3 separate regions of the Homo sapiens genome follow, and all the other regions are linked to region 1. A link is a loop called in an ENCODE intact Hi-C map of the cell type or tissue named here. Cell type or tissue: PC-3. All regions are shown on one strand. Links, peaks and the distances in the headings refer to the core of each region. The heading gives the core; the rest is flanking DNA.

What was found. Hi-C counts contacts between places; a loop is a spot of excess contacts. Peaks named below come from ENCODE experiments on the same cell type or tissue, not always from the same donor. Only the 100,000 strongest peaks of a DNase experiment are listed, where the experiment ranks them.
Region 2: a loop joins it to region 1, with 2.3 times the contacts of the local background. A loop is called at or near these places in 2 of 110 quality-filtered maps.
Region 3: a loop joins it to region 1, with 3 times the contacts of the local background. A loop is called at or near these places in 3 of 110 quality-filtered maps.

The regions. Positions count from the first base shown.
Region 1 is chr1:244,010,537-244,015,248 of GRCh38, reverse strand. It overlaps LINC02774 (long intergenic non-protein coding RNA 2774), which reads right to left. Exons shown (of 12, transcript NR_033883.1): 6 at 4,329-4,552. Among named protein-coding and RNA genes, the nearest start is that of ZBTB18, 38 kb to the left of the region's middle. In PC-3, for the core only: no CTCF peak of the experiment used is centred there; a DNase peak (open chromatin) is centred at 2,768; H3K4me3 peaks cover 605 bases.
Region 2 is chr1:243,710,532-243,715,243 of GRCh38, reverse strand. All of the region lies in intron 2 of AKT3 (AKT serine/threonine kinase 3), which reads left to right. Among named protein-coding and RNA genes, the nearest start is that of AKT3-IT1, 82 kb to the left of the region's middle. RefSeq lists an enhancer at 653-2,079. In PC-3, for the core only: a CTCF peak has its summit at 2,165; no DNase peak of the experiment used is centred there.
Region 3 is chr1:243,840,446-243,845,157 of GRCh38, reverse strand. It overlaps AKT3 (AKT serine/threonine kinase 3), which reads left to right. Exons shown (of 14, transcript NM_005465.7): 2 at 1,876-2,033. The coding sequence starts at 1,988. Among named protein-coding and RNA genes, the nearest start is that of AKT3, 7.4 kb to the left of the region's middle. In PC-3, for the core only: no CTCF peak of the experiment used is centred there; a DNase peak (open chromatin) is centred at 1,817; H3K27ac peaks cover 925 bases.

The DNA.
Region 1 (4,712 bases), core at 1,243-3,742:
GCCCAGCCCAGTTCTGAACTTCCTCCTAATACATGTGTTTTATTGACTGTTTTAAAGAAGCTAATGGGCAGGGCAAATTCCAGGTAAAATTAAGTGTAAGTGTCTCTTAGGCTCATGTCCACCCTTTAAGCTTTCTCTTGTAGGGCCACCAGGCATCAGATACCCAGCGTTGTCTTAGCTATGCTTGGGCTCCTGGCTCCCTCTGCCGTCACTGTTATTTCCTCCTTTCTTTTGGCACTTTGGGAGGCCAAGGCAGGTGGATCACTTGAGGTCAGGAGTTCAAGACCAGCCTGGCCAGCATGGTGAAAGCCCATCTCTACTAAAAATACAAAAATTAGGAGGGCGTGGTGGTGCATGCCTGTAATCCCAGCTACTCTGGAGGCTGAGGCAGGAGAATTGCTTAAACCCAGCAGAAGGAGGTTGCAGTGAGCTGAGATGGTACCACTGCATTCCAGCCTGGGCAACAGAGCAAACTCCATCTCAAACATAAATAAATAAATACATAAAATAAAATCTCTCATATGCTCCTTTCTCTATAGTGTTAGCCTTTCTGACACAGAAGCCCAAATGTGAGATTCTCCTCTCTTATACAGCAAGGAGCTCTTGCTGTCTGGGACACACAGATGACACCACTACAAGGAGAGACATAGCCACTCGACCAGCGCAGAAGCAACATCTAGACTGGCAAATTTCTACCAGAAGTGCCTGAAAGTGCTGATGATTTAAAGTTAATCCAGTTAATATAAAGTTAAACTGGTTAAAAGGATAAGCTCCTTAAAGAAGATTCATTTAAGAGGGAATTTTAATGCTGGCAATTTCTACAAGGCCTTATGAAGAGACACTCTGAGGGCTGAGGAACGTCATCCTCCATTATCAGCATCCTCAATTACAACAATTTGTATTTGTCCTGATGGACATTAGTGGATCAGTTTATACATGTAATATTATATCAGATATGCAATAATATGTAACATAATATTGGATAATATGTTCTGACTAATAAAATTCAGGAGTTCAATCCAGCAAATACAAAGTAGTCCAGGAAGTAAGATTATTTCCTAACGACTATAGCCACCCAACCTCTGGGTTTTTCCCAGTACATGGCCTAGGATCTCTATCAGGGATGACAAGTCTGTGCCCTGTTGGATAAGGATGCGTGACTCTTCCCTACCAGAGTGTGAATCCACAAAGGCAGGTCCTCTGGCATACTCGTCTCTGGTTCTACAGTGCCTAATAGATTCCTTGGCCCAGAGAAAGAACCAGAAACTCTTGTGGAATGGGAGAAAGAAGAAGGCCAAGAAAGAAGGAGAGAGGTAAAATAGAACCCAGAGTTGCCTCTGGCCCCATAGGGCCATAGATGGTCACTATCCAGCAACTTAGAAAGTTAGGAGGAGCAAATGGTATCGTCTGTGCCATCAAACCACAAATGAGATTCCCTTTAGCCAAAAGGTACAACAGTTGCATTAAGTCAGTTTTGCCAAGAGCTCTGTTCTTTCATTTAGTTATCACTTCAGAAGTTACCTAAACTTTTTCTCAGCTACGGGAATGATTAATGCTGTTATGACTGAAGAAGTTACCATAATAACTCCTTCACTGTTCGTAACTTTCTAAAATTTCAGTGTCTTTGGCCAGTGGCTCACACCAGTAACACTTTGGGAGGTCAAGGTGGGAGAATTGCTTGAGCCCAGGAGTTGGAGACCAGCCTTCGCAAAATAGCAAGACCCTGTCTCTAAAAAATTGTTACAAATTAGCCAGGTGTGGTGGCATGCATCTCTAGTGCTGGCTACTCAGAAGGCTGAAGAGGGAGGATTGCTTGAGCCTGGGAGTTGGAGGCTGCAGTGAATAAAGATTGTACCACTGTACTCCAGCCTGGGCGACAGAGTGAGACCTTGTCTCAAATAAATGAATAAGTAAGTAAACAAATAAGTAAGAAATAAATAAATAAATAAATAAATAAATAAATAAATTTCAGTGTTTTGGTTAGAGTTTTCTCCATTTTTCCCCAGCCCAAAGGCAGCTTTTGGGAGTTTGGGAAATAACTCTCACATTACTTTTAATTTGGTAAAAATTAAATCCTCATTCTTTCCCCCTTACGGTAAAACACAAAATGGAAATAAAATATAGAACCAACCATCTTCCCAGGGTGAATCAAGAAGAATTTTGGGTTCAAGTTAGGAAATACTAATTATTCTCTTTTTTCTGAGTCTTTAAAAAATGACGTCTTTTATTACAAATATTGCTTTGCCTTTTCCACAGGCATAATACATTTTACCTTCAAACAACCCAAAGCCCCGGTGCTAAATTATGTTTTCCTTCAAAGAGGATATAATTTCATATTCCACCAGCACAGCATTTTCAGGCTTACCAATTAAGGCTGTAGAAGAAATTATCACTCTTCTAGTTCCAATCCCTCTTACCTAGCAAAAACCGCAGAATGAAATGGAAAGTCCCGCGTAAAGGTTAGGGAAGCACTCCAGTAAACTGAATGAATGAACATGGATGCTAAATTTTGAGAGCACCATGAATGCTGGCTGTGCTTTGCATTAATAATTAGCACAGTGTTCCCTCATAGAGAGGAGATATGTCCAAACTTGGACTTTCATGACAATTACCCTCGGAGTTTCATTTTGCCTTTTCATCTTTGTCAGTGCTGGCACCAAGCTTGCTGTTGTATGTCTGGCTCTATCAAACAATAAAAGTAACCCATTCAAAAAGTCAAACAACAGGAGTGGTTTTTAGGAAACCAGAAGCCAAACTGATTCACCAGGTTGGCCTCCTTCCCAGGGAGAGAGATAATGCTAGCTAGTCGTCGTAGCCGTTAGCCTGGGCAGGAGCAGAGTGATCGCACTTCAGGATTCCCGACTACATGGCTGGCCAGGCGAGTTAAAGAATGTCTAGGGTGAGAGTGATAATGGAGGTGACTCTGGGTTGGAGCAAACCCTGAATTAAGTTGGTACATTCAAAGTTGCCATAGAAACCCTGTCTGAATGTCCTCGCTTCAGCAGAATTGATTTTATGTTTAAACGTTAATATGCCTTCTTATACTTAATGATATACAAAGTAGAAAGAAGATGAATATGGAAGAAAGAAAACATACTCTAACATCTGAAATACTTAAGCCATTAAATAATTTTCCAATACTAAGTCAGCCTTTGAAACTGATTGACCAAAGAAGAGGTAGCGTGGGTTGCCACGACTGGGAGCTGTTTAGGAAAGTCTTTACGCCTTTATGTCAAATGCCGCTGCACTCTCAAAGGCACTGCTGTAATTCAGCGAACCCAGCTTGTACTTGAAGCCAAATGAAATGCAAAGTTGCCTTTCAATAGCAAACCTCACTGAGGAAATGCCAGTTAGCAATTGTGAGAAGTTTCAGCTACTGTATTTTCACAGATTGCATTTTTCCACTCAATGTCCGTGAGAAAACATTTGGAGGCTCTTTAAAAATGGTTACATTATCAATTAATCTATAGTATGTTTTAAATAAATATTTCTATTAAATGTAACAAAAACCGGCATTTGTATTGCTTGCACCTAAATTATCATCATCATTGCAAAGCAGATGTGGAATGCAAGCCGAGGCGAACAATCGGCACTGTAATTTGCCCAGTAACATTGTTTTAGATCTAATTAGTGCTTATGCAGATCCTTTACAAAAATGTGAAAACTGCACCAGGATGTAATTGTTTAATGAATTTAGTGCAAAGCACATCTGCATAAATTCCATTTTAGCTGAAAAAACTAAGTTCAACTGCTATTTGCTCCAGAGCCAAAACATTGTGAATTGTGCCCACTGTGCTTTAGCCCTGCTCTGCTGGCTTGGATATTTCAAATAAATACTACAAAGTTAAAGCCTCCAGCTGCAGACCAACCCATCTGTAGATGTTTGTTATATTTGGCAGCATTGTAGAATGATTGTGCCTTCCTGCTGGAAAAAAAAAAAAAAAAAAAAAAAAAAAAAAGGGAAGGGGGAAAAAACAAGGTTTTGTCAGCAAAAAAAAAAAAAAAAAAAAGTAAAAGTTTGAAATATTCATTGCTCGACAAAAGTTCTGAATTTGAATCTAGTTTACCTAGCAGTGAGTTTTAAACACCTGTTCACATGGGGTCTACCATGCAAACCAGAATACTACCCTTTTTTCCCAGTTCTCCCCAACATTCCATTTCTGTTAAAAATCACAGAAAATTGAATTGGACACAAGTTTACTAAAATTGGAATTTAAGCACTTCCCTTAACTTTTCAGAGATTTTACTAGTCACTTTTTGTGGTCAGTGTTTAAACACAAAAATCCATAACTTCTATAAAAAGACATAAGTTAATTACGGATACTTACATGATTGTCTGGAAAGGGAACACTTCTCCATTTCTGGTTTTTTGTTTTTCCTTTTTCTTTCAGTTTTGGCTTCTCTGTTTTTTTTTTTGGTGCAGCACAAATAAACTGCCAAACGAATACTGTTTGCTCTATTAAATGGCTCCTGTACAAATAGGGGTGGGGTGGACAGCAGGGCTTGAGGATGGGGACAGTGTGGAGATGTTTGGGCCTGAGTTAGAAGAATTCTGTAAAACGATAAACAACAAATATCATTCTTCAGCATCGAGCGCAATGTTCCAATTTAGCCTGAAACAACCCTGAAAAGTATGCCATCGATGTTCTGATGGAACCAGGAATTGTTGTTCTGTTTCGGTTGGTTATCCACTGTAGATCCATCTAGTCTCA
Region 2 (4,712 bases), core at 813-3,312, 300 kb after region 1:
AATTATTAGTGGTACTTTCTGGATGAAGCCATTCCTTCTTAATGTAATTATGCCCAATTTCCTGGGTGGAGTCACAGTCTTTCTTCTAAAGACAGATTACTTCAAGCTTTAGTAGGGACTCTTAGTTCTGTCTTGAACTAACAATACCTTAAAATATTCTGCTTCTTCATGTCCCCAAAATATTGATCAGAAGGATACTTGTGGTCAAATGGATGCTGTAGAAATTCAAACCAGTGATTTTACTCCACTTGAAATTTAAAGGATTCATATGAGTTCTAGTTGAGTATGTCAGTTTTAGAACATAGTTTATATTGAGTAAACACAGAATATTTTACCTAAAAGGGTCACACAGATGTCATTACAGTGAATTTACTTCTGATTAAACTAATCTTGTTCCCTATATATTTTGATATATATTGTGCCATGATAACCAGTGTACTATTAGTGTTATTAAAGTCTTTCTTCAAATAGTAGATTTTTATAGAATTTTGAAGTAGACAAAATAAGTCAATTTATGTTTAGATTTAAAAAAAATGTGAAAGCTTTTCTATATTCTCCTCCCCGTGCCAGATAGGTGCTTGGCACAGAGTACTTAATAACTATTTAATAAATGACAGAATTTCTTTTCCTAAAATTTTTAGGACATATGCAAGGAAATTTCTCTTGCATCTAGGTTTACTGATGTATATGAGGAAGAGTTACATCTGCTTCAGTGAAATACAAAATTAAACCAGGTGATCTTTCTGAAAAATTATTCTTATGGTGACATATCAGAAATCTTATCAACAGCTATAGTTTATTCTGTTGGAATTTTCAAAATACACTGTGCCTTAACTTAGAAACACTCCAATGAACTTGTATTCATTAGTGTTTTGTTGAGTTAAAGAAAAAATATCTGTACAAAGTGGACACATTGTTTAATTTTGTTTTGCATTTTACTAGATTGCAGTGCAAGGCCAATAAATTAAACCTAGGCAGTTCTCTTGCTAATTACACACAACTTATCTTGAGTATCAGATATTCAAATCCATTTTATGAATATGGTAGAGAGAATAACAACTGTAAAACAAAGCAGTGTGCATGTAAGTGACTGTTAGCGTGCATTTCAGAAAGGATAAATGCTCACCATATGGTACAATTACTGTGTCCAAGTTTTCAAATTAGCTTCTCTCATCCTCCTTATTACTGTCTTTAAAAAGAGAGGAAAAAACCCAACATGATTTATCTACTCTGCAGCAGAACTCTTGACGCAAAACAGCAGCCCAGTTCTGTCCAGTTTTTTTTTCCCTTAGCATAATAGAGGCTGTCGGACTTTTTTATACTAATTACTGTGTGAGCCTCAGATGAACCCCCTTCAATTCACAGGGCTTTGTTAAGGGAGGAGCTGTCAATGTGTCTGCCCGTTTGCAGCTGTGCTGTGGCTTTAGCTTGCTTAACATTATGCTGCTTTTTAGACTTGACAGAAGGGATTTTTTTTTTTTTTTTTTTTTTTTTTTTATTAAGGCAAAGCAGCCTTGTAGCGAAATGGTTTAAGCAGCTGCATTGTAGGGAAGCACAAAGAAGTTATTATTGTGTCTGTTTAGGGGGGTAGGATGGAGGGGGAGATATTCGGCTGCTGTTGATGCCGATTGTTGACTTGCCATCTGCCAGATAGGGAGAAGAAAAAAATGACAGCTCCAGCAGGGTGTTCAAGAGGTTGTTTGGAGAGACGCATAAACATGTGCAGATGTCGAACTGAATAATGGCTAGAACTTGAGACGGTTTATGATGCTGCTGATGTTTGTGCATATACAGAATGAATGTATGTGTGGATTTGGTTAACCAAGGGTACATACTAATTATCATTGTTTTCCTGCATCCCCCCTCCCTTATTTCGTTAATTAGTTTAGGGGTTTAATACTTCCTCTTCTCTCCCTTATTCATGTCTAGTTTTAGAAAGCAACTTCTTTAAATGGCAATACAAAGTTTCTTATTTCTCCGTGTTGATGGTAGATAACCTGTTTGGCTAATGTTAGGTGTGTACTGCTAACTGCCAAGAGGAGCTTTTGATGAAGGAATCAGTCAGGTGATTTGGTGTGATCTTAATGCATACATGAACGTTTTAACACTAGTCGGCACATAAACTATTTTAAACTGAATCGATTTGTTTCATAGCCTACCACTAGGGGTGAGGTAGAGAGTACCCAGTTTATTTTGTAAGTAATTCCATAATACTTTGAACTTAAATGTCGTTAGTTGTGAAACAAAGTTATATAGTAACCTGGCCTTTTTGATCAGTACATACTCTTTTTCTCATGGTTGTCATGGATTCTATAAATGACAAGCGTGCATTTTTATCAAGCATTAATGAGTTGGTTGTATATTTCCTTCTGATACATTCTTGACATTAGGTGTTAGAGATTTGATATATCTGGAATGTTTTCAAATGCTGTGATAACATTTATATTTAGATGGAAGTGAGCATGTTTACTTAAATGTCTGGTTTATTACTTTCACCTTAAATAATTGAGAAGAAACAGTGACCTTAGGTAAAAATTTTCCATATTACTTATTTTCTAGAACACCAAAAATTTTTGTAACATTTCAGAACCAATCAATATGAATGGAATAACTAGAAAACAAAAAAGAGAAGCTCTGACTTTTCTCCTTTTTTCTTTTTTCCGCCCAATGTGGACTTAACATTTCAAAAAAAAATATGTGTGGAGAATTAAAAAGTGCTTATGTTGACTTTTGGAACTCATGCCTTCCTAAAACATTTAAGGTTTTGTTGCATAATTATCAAGCAGAAATTGCCCAAAGCATGGTTGAAAGGCCAACGTACTGACAGAGCTTCGTGTCCAGAGTAATGTCTTTCTGAAAGAATTAAAGGAAGGTTATCTGTTATTTTCTGCTTTTCATAAAGAAATAGAGGTCAGGTCTATCTAGAAAAAACTTTCTCTCTCACCGTCAGTTTTTACTCAAGTGACTCTAATCCGTGTTTGCTGAAAAGGCATAGAAAATCATCAGCCACCTTGACTTTTCCTTTGTCTCATGTATTTATTTCTTTTATATAGGTGGCCGTGAATATATCCATATTTGTGTGTAGGATTATGTCCATGTATTTACAGTTTCATAGTCAATCCTAATATCCCTACCAAGTTTGGAGGCGAGCAGTATGCCATTTTTTAAGTAGAAGGTGTTTGTTATTAAAGTGAGAGGGTATGGTTTGTCAGTGGTCAGGATATTAATGAGTGACTGGGAAAAGCAAGCTTATACCAACTTTTATACACAAGCAAACTTGCAGGTCTATGCTTTATTAATGATATGTTACTTCTGATTCTTTCAGAGCCATTTGCTAAATCTTAGTAGTACAGGCAAGTATACATATTAAGGTGATTGAAATATTAAAGGCAGAATGTCTTTGAAGTTACAAAGACCAGATTTAAATATCACTTAACTTAGATGAGTGAATTTACTCATAGTCACTTAAACTATTTAAATGTGAATTTCTTCATCTTTTGAAAGAAGGAAACAATACTTGCTATTCAAGGATCTTGTGAAAACAAAATGAGATAATATATTTAGAATGTCTTGAATGAATTCAGTAGTAGCTGTTAGTATTTTTATTAGGTGTTATGTGCAAGTCTAGAGCTCTGTAGCTATTACAATTGGAGTATTTATATAATGCTCTGACTATCATAGAATAAGAATACCAAGCTGTAGAGGCTGTTTGAGAGAATGGTCACAGATAGAAGGTTGTTTCTTGGAACCTTATGTTTATTTAGGGATATATGATTGTTTTATAAATGTGGAGGGAAATAAATTATTTAAAGAAAATATAAAGAAAACAGTTGGATAAAAGTATTTCGGATGTATGGTATTAGTGGTTATTTAGTGATGATGATTTCAAATTTTGTTCTTTTGTTTGTTTGTTTTTGAGATGGAGTCTCACTCCGTCACCCAGGCTGGAGTGCAATGGCATGGTCTGAGCTCCCTGCAACCTCCACCTCCTGGGTTCAAGGGTTTCAAGCGATTCTCCTGCCTCAGCCTCCCGAGTAGCTGGGACTACAGGCACGTGCCACCACACCTGGCTAATTTTTGTATTTTTAGTAGAGACGGGGTTTCACTTTGTTGGCCAGGCTTGTCTGTAACTCCTGACCTTGTGAACCACCCGCCTTGGCCTCCCAAAGTGCTGGGATTACAGGCGTGAGCCACTGTGCCTGGCCAGCTGATTTCACATTTTGTTCTACAAAATTATTTTTCATACTTAAAAAAGTAACCTCAGTTTATTTTGGAGCTGAACTTTTCTCTGCTACGGCCAGTACTTAAGCTGTATTTGGGTTATTATCTTTAAAATGAGACTTTGGAACACCTAGCTAAAAATAATATTTCTTCTCCTCATGGAGGTTTAAAGCATTATTTGATTGTCACAACTCTTTATTTTGCAGATGAAGAAACTAATTAAGCTCACATAGGGATGAAAGTGCTGAGATAAGCAGAAGTGTTTTCTTAGAGAAGTAAAGAGGATATGGCTTTGGTCGACATGAGGAAGTCAGTAAACCTAAAAGTATGATTAATTCCCATACAGATGTAGGTGGTGGTTCTTTACATTTTTCTTTTCAAATTGTTTTCATCCGGCATTCCACGCTAGTAAATATTACTGAATAATTTTGGATGATGAGTCAAGGGTTGTTGTACCTGGGAGAGCCACCTAATTTAGTATTTAAGAGTCT
Region 3 (4,712 bases), core at 813-3,312, 170 kb after region 1:
CTGTTAAATGGTTAAGCTCCACACTTAATTTGCATTGAAGAATGACCTGTAGTCTAATTTAGCGCTAGGTTGGGAGTCTAACACTGAACTTAACTGCTATGTATCATTTATCACAAACCAAGTTGAGAGAGTATGTTTGTGTAGTCCATCTATCCATTTTTCTAGTTATCTAAAATTTATGATATGATTCTTGACCACATAACACTGGTGTACCTGGACCACATTTTTTGGTCCCCTTCTGTGCAAATGGATTTACTAATTTTATGTTGGCATTTTCCTTTTTAGTTTGAGAGTGACAATAAGCAATGACCCTGTAAAACTCATTGCTGTATATGGGAGGGTGTTTTTGAGGACTTTCCCGCATACATCTTATGAAGAAGACCCATGGGATAAATTCGATGTTTGTCCCAGGAAAAGTTGTATTTCTTCTGAGGAACTTTTTTTGCTTTTTAAAAAAATTTGTGCAGCGTGGACAATATAGCGGGACCCCATCTCCACAAAAATTTTTTTTAAAAATTAGCTAGGCATGGTGATGCCTGCCTGTAGTCCAGCTCCTCAGGAGGCTGAGGTGGGAGGATTGCTTGACCCCCATTGGAGGCTGCAGTGAGCTATGATTGTGCCACTCTACTCTAGCCTGGATGATGGGGGGAAACCCCATCTCAAAAAAAAATTTTTTTTGGATACTGTAAATAGGAAAGCCTGTTGTGTTTTGTTATTTGCATTGTCTTCCCAAGAGCTCCATGCCAAATTTGTGACGTATCTTTCCCAAGTATGTATGCCTTTACTCTGACTTCTTTTTATCTTAAGGCAGTATAGTTTTGGAATGCAGGCTCTGGAGTCAGACAGCCTGGGTTCAGATCTTGGCTCCACATTTACTAGGTGTGTTGAAATTGAGCAAGTTGGTTTATCTGTGTGAGCCTCAGTTTCCTTGTCTGTGAAATGGAATTAATAGTATCCTCATAAGGTTATAAAGATCACATAAGAATAATAGATGTAAGTACCCGTAACAGTTCTTGGCACATCTTGAGTACTAAATATTTTTTTCTACTTTCATATTCCCTTTGTTTCACTTTACTTTATAATAAGTACATAATATGAAATCAATTATTTTTTAATCTCCTTAAAATATTTCTTGGAACAGGCAGAGTAAGAATACGTAAATGATGAGTTCTTGGTACGTTGTATTTTATATCACTTAAAGTATTCACGACTGGTTGTGGTGGCTCACTTCTGTAATCCCAGCACTTTGGGAGGCTGAGGCGGGTGGATCATGAGGTCAGGAGTTTGAGACCAGCCTGGCCAATATGGTGAAACCCCGTTTCTACTAAAAATACAAAAATTAGCAGGGCGTGGTGGCGCACACCTGTAGTCCCAGCTGCTTGGGAGGCTGAGGCAGAAGAATCGCTTGAACCTGGGAGGTGGAGGTTGCAGTGAGCAGAGATCGCGCCACTGTACTCCAGCCTGGCGACAGAGTGAGATTCCGTTTCAAAAAAAAAAAAAACAAAAAATTTACAATTGCTTCTGAAATTACAGGGATTTAGGGCAATTAACTTTCATTCTCTTCCCTCTTCACCTCAAATACACATCACCAAACAAATTTTCTCTATTATTTGGGTAGGCGTGACTGGTTTTCTTAAGACTTTTTTGTTGCAACCTCTTAGGTTAAAAGTTTCACTATCATTTGAAATTGGTCACAAGACTAGGGAAGTGCTTTCATTATAGAACTATTTAATAAATAAGTTCCCCAGTTTGAAGAGCCAGACTTTTATGTGAGGTCAGGCCAGTTGAAGACATTTACAAAGAATTAGTTGTTTGTTATTGCTCTGTGAGTTGCAAGAATGGAAAAAAAATTCTTTCTTCAATACTTCCTTCCAGGCTGAGTCATCACTAGAGAGTGGGAAGGGCAGCAGCAGCAGAGAATCCAAACCCTAAAGCTGATATCACAAAGTACCATTTCTCCAAGTTGGGGGCTCAGAGGGGAGTCATCATGAGCGATGTTACCATTGTGAAAGAAGGTTGGGTTCAGAAGAGGGGTAAGTGCTCCGCAAACCAAAAATAATACGGTTGGTAAGAGTGCTAGCAGTGAGTGGTGTCTTAGAAGTTGATCTTTTTTCTGATACTGTTAAACTGTGTCATGCTATGTCTAGTAAGAGAGAAATGATATATTTAACGTGTGTTAGGAATTTGCTTGTTATTAAGGGATTTTTTTGTAATTCTTGATTTTGAGCATTTATAATCTAGTTAAGTTAGGTTTGACTTTCTGGTATGTTGTGTGTAGCGTGTTACAGAAAGTGTTGTATTTTTCTGTGGTGTCTACAGGTTCTGTAATCTGGAGAGATATCTTTAGAATCATTTAATATATGTAAAAGTACGATCCTATATGCATTTAATCACATGTAAATATATAAATAAGAGAATTAAGCCAGTTTGAATGGTTGTAGGGGAATGGCTTAAAGTAGAAAAGGGGAAAGGGTTCACCCGCAAACTCATGGATTAATCCCATAAATTTGGTAAGTAAAGTCCTGACGTAAAAGGCCAAATGAGGACAAGGATTTTTTGTGTGTGTATGTTTATGTTTAATTTCGTATTTTTATTTTTCATCATCTAGGTTTAATACACCTTGTTCACTCCTACTTTAGATAAATAACTTAAGCACATTATTATTTTTTATTATTAAAGGAAGAACCCTTCGATGTAAAGCGGTTTATCATCTGTGAGATCACCTGCTTATGTGGTCAATATATTTATTAGAAATTTAGAGTTTAGATTAGTTGCTAGGCAACTACTGTTTACCCACATGGCCACGTCGAGTAGGATGAGGACTGTTCCATTCTCAGAACCTTTTAGTTCCTGTATATCTACTTTATGGTTACAAGTTCCCTCCTAATATTGATTTTAATATTTTTTGAAGGTCTGTAGTAAATACCTATCCTGAAAAGCTGTTGTCATAGTTAAATGTGATTATGGATTATTTTTTAAATGAGCCTTATTAAGTCGTAACTTACATAATAAAATTAAGCAATGTAAAGTCATAATTTGATGAGTTTTGCCAGAGATACACAGTAGTGTAACAAACACTCTGAAAACGATATAGTGGTTATTTTCATTAACCCGAGAGGTTCCTTTGTTCTCCCTTGCAGCCCAGTCCTCATCCCTTAACCCTGGCAACCACTTTATCTGCTGTTACTATAATTTTGCTTTTCTAGAATTTCATATAAATGGAATCATGCAGTACATAGTTTTTTTATGGCTGATTTCTTTTACATAGCATAATACTGTTAATATTCATCCATGTCTTGTATATCATTAGCTTTTTTTTTATGGTTGAGTAGTAGTTCATGGTCTGGATATATCACAGTTTATCTGTTAATCACTTGTTGGACATTTGGGCTGCTTCTAGCTTTTGGTTAGTACGAATAAAGAGTCTGGACATTAGAGTGCATGTCTTTGTGTAATGTGTTTTCATTTGTCTTGGGTAATAACTTAGGAATGATATTGCTGGGTCATATGGTAAGTGTGTGTTTAACTTTATAAGAAGTATATGTTTAACAAACTGCCCAGCTGTTTTCCGATGTGCCTGACCATTTGTATTGTCAAGTGTAATTTCTTTCAATGTCATTCTCCTGTTATAAATTACGAAAGCATTTTCAGATTTCAGTGCTTTATAAAGGCTTTTTTGATTTACTTTTTAAACGTATTTATATTATTCTACTTTTTTTGGAGGGGGATGGCAAATCACTTGAACCTTTTTGAGTTTTACTTTACTAATCTCTAAAATCTGCTTTCACAAGATGGTTTTGAGGGTTAAATGAGATGATGGTTGTGGATTTATTTTGACAGTTCTAACACAATGTAAGCTGTTGCTATCTCCACATATTTATCAAAGGTTTAGGATGATTCTTTAGTCTGTTTAATTAATTATATCTTTGAAATACCATAATAGAAAGTATTTAGTCCATGGACTATAGAAAAAAAAATGAATAAGAATTTGCCATCATTTTTCTAATAATGTGTATGTGTTTATTTTGAGATGTGTATGTGTATGTGTTTCTAATAATGTGTATGTGCTTATTTTGAGATGAATAGTTGCATAAACATAAAAATTTGAATAACACACAAAGGTATAAAATGAAAAATAAAAATCTCCCTATCTTTTCTACCTCCTTTGTCAGAGATAATCATTTTAGAACTTTTTTTCCTATTTTTAATTGTCTCATCATTATGCCAGTTTTTTATATAATATACTAAACTTTAACCTTCAGTAACCTAATATCTCCCCATTGTGAAAAATAGAAGGATTTAACTTTTAATACTGATCCTACCTTCTTCCTTTTATTTTTTGGTTGCCTTTATGATTAAACTTATAGCTGTTTAACAGTTAACTTTAGAGTGTTCAGACATTGTCTCTAAACTTGCCACTTTATAAGTTGTAAAAAAAAAAAATTAGCTTTTCTCCTCATCTTTCCCTTGAATTCCTCACATTCCCTTTCCAGTTTTTCAACTGTAACATTTATTTTATATGTCAAGGTTTATAATAGTTATACTTGCTGATTCTGAAAAGCAGTTAAAATATTACATTATATAAATAATATGACTAAACAAAGTGGTATGATGAGATTCTTAGAGAGCAAATGGATTTATTTTATTTTACTTTAAGTTCTGGGATACATGTGCAGAACGTGCAGGTTTGTTACATAGGTATACATGTGCCA